Linked DNA regions of Homo sapiens: region 2 is linked to region 1. Evidence: read pairs that join two places in POLR2A ChIA-PET (ENCODE). Cell type or tissue: Caco-2. All regions are shown on one strand. Region 1 has its middle 26 kb from the start of SRGN. Region 2 holds the start of NEUROG3 (neurogenin 3).

What was found. ChIA-PET counts read pairs that join two places held together with the same protein. Peaks named below come from ENCODE experiments on the same cell type or tissue, not always from the same donor. Only the 100,000 strongest peaks of a DNase experiment are listed, where the experiment ranks them.
Region 2: POLR2A ChIA-PET joins it to region 1 with 5 read pairs; 1 of 35 experiments calls an interaction of 5 or more read pairs at or near these places.

The regions. Positions count from the first base shown.
Region 1 is chr10:69,059,751-69,064,750 of GRCh38, reverse strand. No RefSeq gene overlaps it. Among named protein-coding and RNA genes, the nearest start is that of SRGN, 26 kb to the left of the region's middle. RefSeq lists an enhancer at 2,963-3,082. In Caco-2, no CTCF peak of the experiment used is centred here; DNase peaks (open chromatin) are centred at 2,740 and 3,183; H3K4me3 peaks cover 922 bases.
Region 2 is chr10:69,570,823-69,575,822 of GRCh38, reverse strand. NEUROG3 (neurogenin 3) reads left to right here and starts at 2,401. Exons shown (of 2, transcript NM_020999.4): 1 at 2,401-2,613; 2 at 2,779-4,125. The coding sequence starts at 2,780. The coding sequence ends at 3,424. LOC101929021 (a long non-coding RNA gene) reads right to left here and starts at 2,866. Exons shown (of 4, transcript XR_946037.2): 1 at 2,756-2,866; 2 at 675-941. RefSeq lists a silencer at 2,131-2,350 and an enhancer at 3,608-4,235. In Caco-2, no CTCF peak of the experiment used is centred here; DNase peaks (open chromatin) are centred at 1,078 and 2,175; H3K4me3 peaks cover 356 bases; H3K27me3 peaks cover 1,524 bases.

The DNA.
Region 1 (5,000 bases):
AAGATAGAATCTAGGTGGTAGATACACAGCTGCTCACTGTAGGATTCTTTCCATTTTGCTGTGTGTTTAAACATTTTATTTTATTTTTGTTTATTTATTTATTTCTGAGACAGGATCTCACTCTGTCACCTAGGATGGAGTGCAGTGGCGCAATGTCGGCTCACTGCAACCTCTACCTCCCAGGTTCAAGCGATTCTCCTGCCTCAGCCTCCCGAGTAGCTGGGATTACAGGCACGTTCCACCACACCTGGCTAATTTTTGTATTTTTAGTACAGATGGGGTTTCAACTTGTTGCCCAGGCTGGTCTCGAAATCCCGACCTCAGATGAACTGCCTGTCTCAGCCTCCCAAAGTGCTGGGATTACAGGCGTGAGCCACCGTGCCGGGCTGAACATTTTCATAATGCAATGTTGAGGGGGAAGTCCTGAGGCCTGGACTTGCCTCAAAGATTCTGATTTAATTGGTGCAGCCTGTGTGTTTGCAAGAGCTCCCAGGTGAGTCTACTGTCCAGGTGAGTCTATTGTCTAGCTGAGGCTGATCTCCATGGCTGTAGTTTGGGCTCACTGTGGGCCAGAACAGCATCATAAGTGTCACCTGGGAACTTGTTAGAAATGCAGATGTCCAGGCTCCACCCTGCCCAAGTGTGCAGAGCCAGAAACTCTGGAGGTGGAACCAATGATTGGTGTTTTAACAAATGCCTTCCTGTGATTCTGGTGCATGTTAGCTGAAGTTAGTGGTTCACAAACTTGGGTGCATGCTGGAATCGCTTGAGGAATTTTGGGGACAAAATAGACAATATTCCAGGATAAGCCTCATACCCCTTGAATTAGGTCTGCAAGGTAGGCGGCTGCAACATAAAGGAAAAGTGCCCTGTCTAATCCAGAGCAGTCAGGGGCATCCACTGCCCTCAGGGCAATCCAGTGCAACAGAGGACATTCTTTCCTCCCAGGCTTGTCACCAAGGACATAGGAGAAGGAGTGAATAGGGTGATGAGGATCAAAATGGATCAGGGTCTCTTCCTACAGATAAGGAAACTGAGGATCCCAAAATGGAGTAACTTGCCCCAGCTCATACACCAAGCCGGGGGGCAGCCAGGATTGAACCCAGTTCTGTCTCCAACTAAGTGGTTTTTAGTATATTCATAACCATCATCACTATCTAATTCCAGAACATTCTCATCACTCCAAAAAGATACTCTTCATTCCCCATTCCTCCCTCCACCCAGCTCCTGTCCACCACGAATCTACTTTTTGCCTCCATGGACATGTCTGTTCTGAGCATTTCATGTAAATGGAACCATACATTTTGTGGCCTTTTGTGACCAGCTTCTTTACTTAGCATAATGTTTTTGAGGTTTACTCATATTGTTGCATGTCTCAGCACTTCGCTCTTTTTGTGACCAAATATGTGCTTGCATGGATCTCCTTGGTTTTGTTTATGCACTCACCTGTGGATGGGCATTTGAGTTGTTTCCACTTTTTGGCTATCACGGATAATGCTGCTATGAACATCCTTGCATAAGTTTTTGTGTGGACATAACTGTATTCTCAATTCTCCTGGGTAAACACCCAGGAGTGGAATTGCTGAGTCCTATGGTGACTCTATTTTTTAACTTTTTAGGAACTTCCAGACCATTTTCTGGAGCTTCACTTCTGTTATCAACCCCATTTTGCTGATGACAAGGGAGGGAGAGAAGTGAGTTTGCTCATATTCGTCAGCTCTTGAATGGCGGACTCAGAGGGTGGGGACTGCTCGTGGAAAGGAATCCTCTGTTTCCCTCAATGCATTTCATCCATTCTTCGAAACTTTTGAGACCCTTCTATGTGCCAGTCACTAGTCTAGGTGCTGAAATTACCTCTGAGAGCCAGACAGACATAGTTCCTGCCCTCTTGGAGACATAGGTTAGAGGAGAAAACAGACAGTAGGCAAATAATTACAAATTTGACAAGCATAATGGCAAAATCTATTAGAGTATTTGCCAACTTATCCTCTACTTTGTACAGTGATCAAGAACTTGGGCTTGGAGTCAGCCCGCCTATGTTCGAGTACTGGCCACTTACTAGCTGGGGGGCCTGGACAATTTCCCTAACCTCCCTATGTCTCCACTATTCACGTGGAAATGGACAGAGTAATAGTACCTACTTTAAGGTTTACAGGGTGGATTCAAAGCATCAAAACCTAGAAAGCACTTCAAACCTGGCTTTGGCAAGTCCAAAATCAATACAAGCTATCGAGGTTGCTGTTATACTGTCTACACCTTATCCATCACTCTGGGGTATGAATCCTGGTCCCTCCAGCTTTCACTGTTTCCCACCTCCTCCCCATGCCTGGCTACCCATATACAAACTCTGACAGTAAGCAGAATTCCCACAGTGCTCTGTTCCAACATCCTGCATTGAGCTAATCTGGTTTGATGCTTCAGTTAGAATCCCTAATTCTAATTGAATGCCAGGCTCCTCATTGCACAGAGTGCCAGGCTCCTCATTGCACAGAGAAGAAAATGCTTTTTAAATATTCATCTTTTCTCCTTCACTAGACTGTGAGCGCCCTGAAGCTAGGCCTTCTTTCTCCTGTAGTGCTAAAAGTTTTTGGCAAGAAAAACAAGTGGAGGTAAAGTCGTAAAGTAGGGTGGTAGGGTTGAGAAAGGACAGGCTCTGGAGCCAGACAGCCCTGGGGCTATCACACCTGCTCTGCCACCTGTAACCACCTGACCAGGACAGCTTCCTTGGGGAGCCTCCTTCAATCATCTGTGAAATGCAGGAGGAGCAGCCGCCCGTCAGACCTGGTGGGGATCAGCAGTGACCTGCAGAAGTTGCTGGTGTGGTGGGCACCGGATACCTGGTGTTTCTGCTGCCTCGGTGCTGCTGAGGACCCAGAGCCCTGCCTGAGCAGCACGCTCACAGAGGCAGCGAAGTACAGGAAGTACACAAGGTCAAAAGGAAAACACGCTCTCCAGAGACGTCCTCTGATCACTATCGTGTACGTTGGGTCGAATGGAACAGAATTTGCTGCTAGAGTGTTTTTCCTCTCCTAACCCCATAGACGCTTCTATTTTGCTATTTTTACTAAACTCGAACAGGAACAGAAAGTATTCATGCAACTGTATCCAGTGAATGATTAAGAAATGCGTAAGAGCGGAGATTGTGTAATTCCCAGGCTGCTGTGCCTTGTCATCAGCCGCAAGTCCGAGAAATACTGCAACCGTCAAGTTGACCTCTGTTCCTAAGAAATTTCCTGGGTTGGCTTTAACACATTCTTTGAGAGTTATGACATAGGATATTAAAAAAATTCCTCCCACTTAGTGAGCCATACAAAGCCCACCACACATCAGTAGTGTCCATCCCATGTTTAATCTTCAGAAGGTGTGTGAGGAATAACATGTTTGCTTTTGAAAGATGCCTTGTAGACTGTGCGCAGTGGCTCATGCCTGTAATCCCAGCACTTTGGGAGGCTGAGGAGAGCGGATCACCTGAGGTCAGGAGTTTGAAACCAGCCTGGTCAACATGGTGAAACGCCATCTCTATTAAAAATACAAAACTTAGCCAGGCGTTGTGGCGGGCACCTGTAATCCCAGCTACTAAGGAGGCTGAGGTAGAAGAATTGCTTGAACCTGGGAGGCAGAGGCTGCAGTGAGCTGAGATCATGCCACTGCACTCCAGCCTGGGCAACAGAGCAAGACTCCATCTCAAAAAAAAAAAAAAAGATGCCTTGTCTTCAAGCAAACTATTATTAAGGATGAGTTGCTTATTTGTATTAAAAAGAGGGCTGGAGGATAGCTTGAGCCCAGGAGTTCAAAACCTGCCTGGGCAATATAGTGAGACCCCATTCTCAAAAAAAAAAAAAAAAGAAAGAAAAGGTGGGGATCACTGAATTTTCTATTGCATTAACCAAGAATCTTAAAAGTCATATTTTTAAAGATTATTGAAGATTTAAAATGTGTCTTGTTTTTTTTTTTTTCATTTTGTTTTATTTTATTTGAGACAGGGTCTCATGATGTTGCCCAGGCTGGTTTTACTCCTGGGCTCAAACTGTCTTCCTGCCTCATCCTCCCAATTAGCTGGGATTTCAAGTGCATGCCAACCCACACAGCCTTTTCTTTTTCATTTTCCTTTCTTTTTTTTTTTTGAGGCAGGATCTTGCTGTGTTGCCCAGGCTGGAGTGCAGTGGTGCAATCGCACTTCATTGCAGCCTGGACCTCCTGAGCTCAAGTGAGCCTCCCACCTCAGCCTCTTAAGAAGCTGGGACTGCAGACACATGCCAGCAATACACCTGGCTAATATTTTAATTTAATTTTTTCTAGAGACAGGGTCTCACAATGTTGCCCAGACTGGTCTCGAACTCCTGGATCAAGCAGTTTGCCCACCTCAGCCTCCCAAAATGTTGCAATTACAGGCTTGAGCCTTTTTATTATTTATTTATTTATTTATTTATTTATTTATTTATTTATTTTGAGATGGAGTCTTGCTCTTTGTTGCCCAGGGTGGAGTACAATGGCGCGACCTTGGCTAACTGCAACCTCCACCTCTCGGGTTCAAGCGATTCTCCTGCCTCAGCCTCCTCAGCAGCTGGGACTACAGGTGCGTGCCACCACACCCGGCTAATTTTTTGTATTTTTTTGTAGAGACGGGGTTTCACCGTGTTAGCCAAGATGGTCTCAATCTCCTGACCTCGTGATCTGCCCGCCTCGGACTCCCAAAATGCTGGGATTACAGGCGTGAGCCACCGTGCCCGGCCTGAGCCTTTTTATTTTTAAAAGTGGCTTTCCATTTTCTTTCTGTGGCAATTTCAAGAGGCATGGTGTGTTATTATCCCTGAGCTTTCTTGGGTATTAAAAAAAGGCCATGGGACTGGGCGCGGTGGCTCACGCCTGTAATCCCAGCACTTTGGGAGGCTGAGGTGGGCGGACCACCTGAGGTCAGGAGTTCAAGACCAGTTTGACCAACATGGTGAAACCCTATCTCTACTAAAATACAAAAAAATTAGCCGCGCGTAGTGACAGGT
Region 2 (5,000 bases), 510 kb before region 1:
AGGAGGAGGAGGAGGAGGAGGAGGAGGAGGAGGAAGCAGCAGCAGCAGCAGCAGCTTGAATGGACAGTGGTTCCCCTTGCCTAGAAAATGGGACCATTATTTCTTTTCTAATCTGACCCCCAGACTCAGGACTTCCTCTATTTTCTGCATTTTGGGGTCTCTTGTTTTGCCTTGAAAAAAAATGTTTTCTCCCAAATCAAGGAGCAGTAGCTGGTGCAAGGGAAAATCTAGGGCTAGGAGTCTTAAGATATGACTTCTATGTGGTTCTGATAGAACTTGCTGTGTGACCTTGAGAGAGTCACTCCCCCTCTCTGGGCCTTGATTTTTTCATCTTTAAAGAAGGCCTCAAATTCCCATTCTTATGAGAAGAAGACAAGCTCCTAGTGAGTGGTGACCTAAGGGAGCAGCTGCAGCAAAATGCTAACCTGACAGTCCCAGATGGTCCCTTTATTGGTTCTGACCCTGGTCTCAGGCTTCATTTCCCCACAGCAAGGGAAGGAGCCTGCTCACAGAGCACCAGCTAAGATCAGCAGGACCGCGCCACACCCCCGCCCAGTCCTAGAGCCCCCCTCTCGCTGGTTCCTGAGCATACCACCCTCTTCCTTGGAGGAAAATTTGCCCCCAAGCAGCCTAGGCGGTAAGAGGCTATCACTAGGGCAGACTCACAGACCTACCTCATCCCCTCACCCCACCCTACAGTCTCGAAGTCGGGTCCTGTCCCCTCCTGCAGTTTCCGGGAGACTCAGGATATCTGGACCTGCTAGAAAGAGAAGCCTTCCTCGCCTAAGGAGACTTAAACCGGGATACTTAAACCTCCCGCCTCGGCGTCTTCCTCCAGGCACGACCGGGTCAAGAGAGAGAAGCGGAAGCTGCAACCCCTCACTCTGAGTGACCGGAAGCAGAAGACCACGGGATGTCCCAGGCGGGGACAAGAGGAGGGGCTGGGGAAGAAAGGAGGGATGATGAGTTCAGAGTCCCTTTGGAAAGGTTTCCAGAGAGCGCTACCAGGGACAACCCAAGGGGCTGGGGAAGTCCCTGCCTTGTGCTCTCTGTGCGATGCCCGAGTGATGCAGAGGCAGGGGGCTGGAGCAGGTGACTGCTGGCAGCTGCTGTCTGTCTGTGATTGGACCGGAGGACTAAGGGGAGAAAAAGTTTATCAGCTTCTCCCAGTGCCTGCACGCTGTGGTAGTTCAAAAGACACGAGGGGGAGGGGCACAGCAGCTCTGCTTCCCAGCGCCTTGGGAGACTGAAGTGAAAGGAACGCTTGAGCCCAGGAGTTCGAGACCATCCTGGGCAACAAAGCAAGACCGCCCCTCACCCCATACAAAATAAAAATACAAATAAATTAGCCGGGCACAGTGGCGCATGCCTGTAGTCTCAGCTACTGGGAAGGCTGAAGTGGGAGGATAGCTTGAGCCCAGGAGATCAAGGCTGCAGTGAGCTGTGATTGCACCACTGCAGTCCAGCCTGGGCGACAGAAGGAGACCGTTTTTTGGTTTTGTTTGTTCGTTTAAAAAAAAAAAGAAGCAAGAGCTCACTGTGAACTCCTGGTTCCTTCCTCCCCTCCTCACACTTCCCAGAACTCTTCCTGTCACGGTTCCTGGCCAGAACGCTGGGATACTATCTACAAGCTGTAGTAGGCTTGTAGTAATGGAATGTCCGCTTGAGGGGTCCCCGCACAGCCAACCCCTGCCTCTGGAGTGGGATCTATGGGGGTGGGGTTCTAAGCGCCTCTGGGGAGTGTGAGGTAGCATCTCAGGGTGTGGCAGAGGCTCGGACACCCCCAAAAGGTCTGCGAATGGAAGGGACATAGGCAGGATCTCTCTCAGTGATGTCCCCTGTCTTCCAGGATGAAGAGAGGCAGTGAAACACCAGGAGAGCAGGGCGTCCTTTAGAATTCCTGGACCCTTCTCCAGGCTGCTAGTCAGGACAATGAGCTCGTGGTTGTCTTTGCCACTATCTTCCTGTGCGATTTCAGACAAGCCACCTCCCTCACTAAGCCTAAATTTCCCCATGTGTAACGTGCAGGCATTGTACCCTAGAGGCATCAAAGTCCCCTCCAGGACAGATGCTAAGGAAAGATAGGCTAGGAGCAAAGCCGTCTGAGGTGGCCTGACCAGAGCCACACGAGGCTCTTCTCACTGGGCGAGGCTCTTTGAGGAACCGAGAGTTGCTGGGACCCAGCCCGCCCTCGAGAGAGCAAACAGAGCGGCGCTCCCCTCCCCCGACCCCGGCCCTTTGTCCGGAATCCAGCTGTGCCCTGCGGGGGAGGAGCGGGCTCGCGTGGCGCGGCCCCAGGGCCCCGGCGCTGATTGGCCGGTGGCGCGGGCAGCAGCCGGGCAGGCACGCTCCTGGCCCGGGCGAAGCAGATAAAGCGTGCCAAGGGGCACACGACTTGCTGCTCAGGAAATCCCTGCGGTCTCACCGCCGCGCCTCGAGAGAGAGCGTGACAGAGGCCTCGGACCCCATTCTCTCTTCTTTTCTCCTTTGGGGCTGGGGCAACTCCCAGGCGGGGGCGCCTGCAGCTCAGCTGAACTTGGCGACCAGAAGCCCGCTGAGCTCCCCACGGCCCTCGCTGCTCATCGCTCTCTATTCTTTTGCGCCGGTAGAAAGGTAATATTTGGAGGCCTCCGAGGGACGGGCAGGGGAAAGAGGGATCCTCTGACCCAGCGGGGGCTGGGAGGATGGCTGTTTTTGTTTTTTCCCACCTAGCCTCGGAATCGCGGACTGCGCCCAGTGACGGACTCAAACTTACCCTTCCCTCTGACCCCGCCGTAGGATGACGCCTCAACCCTCGGGTGCGCCCACTGTCCAAGTGACCCGTGAGACGGAGCGGTCCTTCCCCAGAGCCTCGGAAGACGAAGTGACCTGCCCCACGTCCGCCCCGCCCAGCCCCACTCGCACACGGGGGAACTGCGCAGAGGCGGAAGAGGGAGGCTGCCGAGGGGCCCCGAGGAAGCTCCGGGCACGGCGCGGGGGACGCAGCCGGCCTAAGAGCGAGTTGGCACTGAGCAAGCAGCGACGGAGTCGGCGAAAGAAGGCCAACGACCGCGAGCGCAATCGAATGCACAACCTCAACTCGGCACTGGACGCCCTGCGCGGTGTCCTGCCCACCTTCCCAGACGACGCGAAGCTCACCAAGATCGAGACGCTGCGCTTCGCCCACAACTACATCTGGGCGCTGACTCAAACGCTGCGCATAGCGGACCACAGCTTGTACGCGCTGGAGCCGCCGGCGCCGCACTGCGGGGAGCTGGGCAGCCCAGGCGGTTCCCCCGGGGACTGGGGGTCCCTCTACTCCCCAGTCTCCCAGGCTGGCAGCCTGAGTCCCGCCGCGTCGCTGGAGGAGCGACCCGGGCTGCTGGGGGCCACCTTTTCCGCCTGCTTGAGCCCAGGCAGTCTGGCTTTCTCAGATTTTCTGTGAAAGGACCTGTCTGTCGCTGGGCTGTGGGTGCTAAGGGTAAGGGAGAGGGAGGGAGCCGGGAGCCGTAGAGGGTGGCCGACGGCGGCGGCCCTCAAAAGCACTTGTTCCTTCTGCTTCTCCCTGGCTGACCCCTGGCCGGCCCAGGCCTCCACGGGGGCGGCAGGCTGGGTTCATTCCCCGGCCCTCCGAGCCGCGCCAACGCACGCAACCCTTGCTGCTGCCCGCGCGAAGTGGGCATTGCAAAGTGCGCTCATTTTAGGCCTCCTCTCTGCCACCACCCCATAATCTCATTCAAAGAATACTAGAATGGTAGCACTACCCGGCCGGAGCCGCCCACCGTCTTGGGTCGCCCTACCCTCACTCAAGTCTGTCTGCCTCTCAGTCTCTTACCACCCCTCCTCCAATGTGATTCAATCCAATGTTTGGTCTCTCAGCGCTTACTCCCCTTGCCTTGCTCCAAAGACGCTGCCGATCTGCTCTACTCCCAATCAGGTCCGGGATTTCAGGGCGCCTCACTCTGCCTTAAAGCCACGAAGGCGACCCTCTGCCTTCTCCTCGTGCACTTTTCGGAGCCATTGCCCTCCCGGGGCGGAAGACCAGGCTGTGAACTGGGAAAGCGCTAGCCCGGCCAGGGAGCATCTCCCCAGCCTCCCTGCGAACTGCGCCTGAAACGTGAGCTGCGCTGCAGGTGCCTGGAGCACCGCGCATCTTTTTTTTTTAAATCTGTTTGTAAATTATATGATGCCTTTTGAAATCAATTTTGGTACAGTAAATTATATGGCCCCTCCCCTGTTTTACACATTTGTATTTATTAATGAGATTTCACAGCAGGGAAAAGCCTATATTTTGTATATTAGATTATTTAGGGATTGCTGGATGAGATTTTAAGCCAATAAAAAAAAATGGACCTTCAAGAAGCCTTGGCAAGATGACTCCATTGTGTGTTGGGGAGAGGAGGGCCACAGTCACTACAGCTGAGGAAGAGCACTTCTGTCCAAAGAGAGGGATGACACTCTTTCTGGAGGTCTGGGCTAGAGCCAGGGCAGATTGGGTTTGGAGAGCTGGAAGTCTTCTAAGTAATTATTGGTCCAGCTCCCTTTTTTCTATATAGGGCAATGACTCCTCTTATTTCAAAGAGTGGTTTAGAAGAAAGACAAGCCTCCAACTAGGACAACTGACTCTCACTTGCTGGCCCTTTCCCCAACTCCACCAGCCTAGCTTTAGAGCAACTGTTGGTTGCACTTGGGGAAGGGATACAGTAATAATTCAATTGCAGAGTCAGAGTCCTCGGAAACACGGCTGGGCTGGGCATCCTAGGAATTTTCCCAAGGTGCTTAGAGGCCTAGCAAATCCCCTGAGCATATTTTACTCCCCAGGCACTGAGGTGGCTGTGTCGTGAACTCCTTGAACTGAGCAGCCAGGAGCAAAGAAGGTGGAGCGTCTGGCTGGAATATCCAGCAACGCCCCCTCCCTCATCACCTGGCAGCCTTGATTGAAAACTTATTAAGAAACTGTTCAAGGTTTCCAGCCACACCATGTCTCTTACTGGCAAGGTGGAATAGGACTGGTGCAGCAT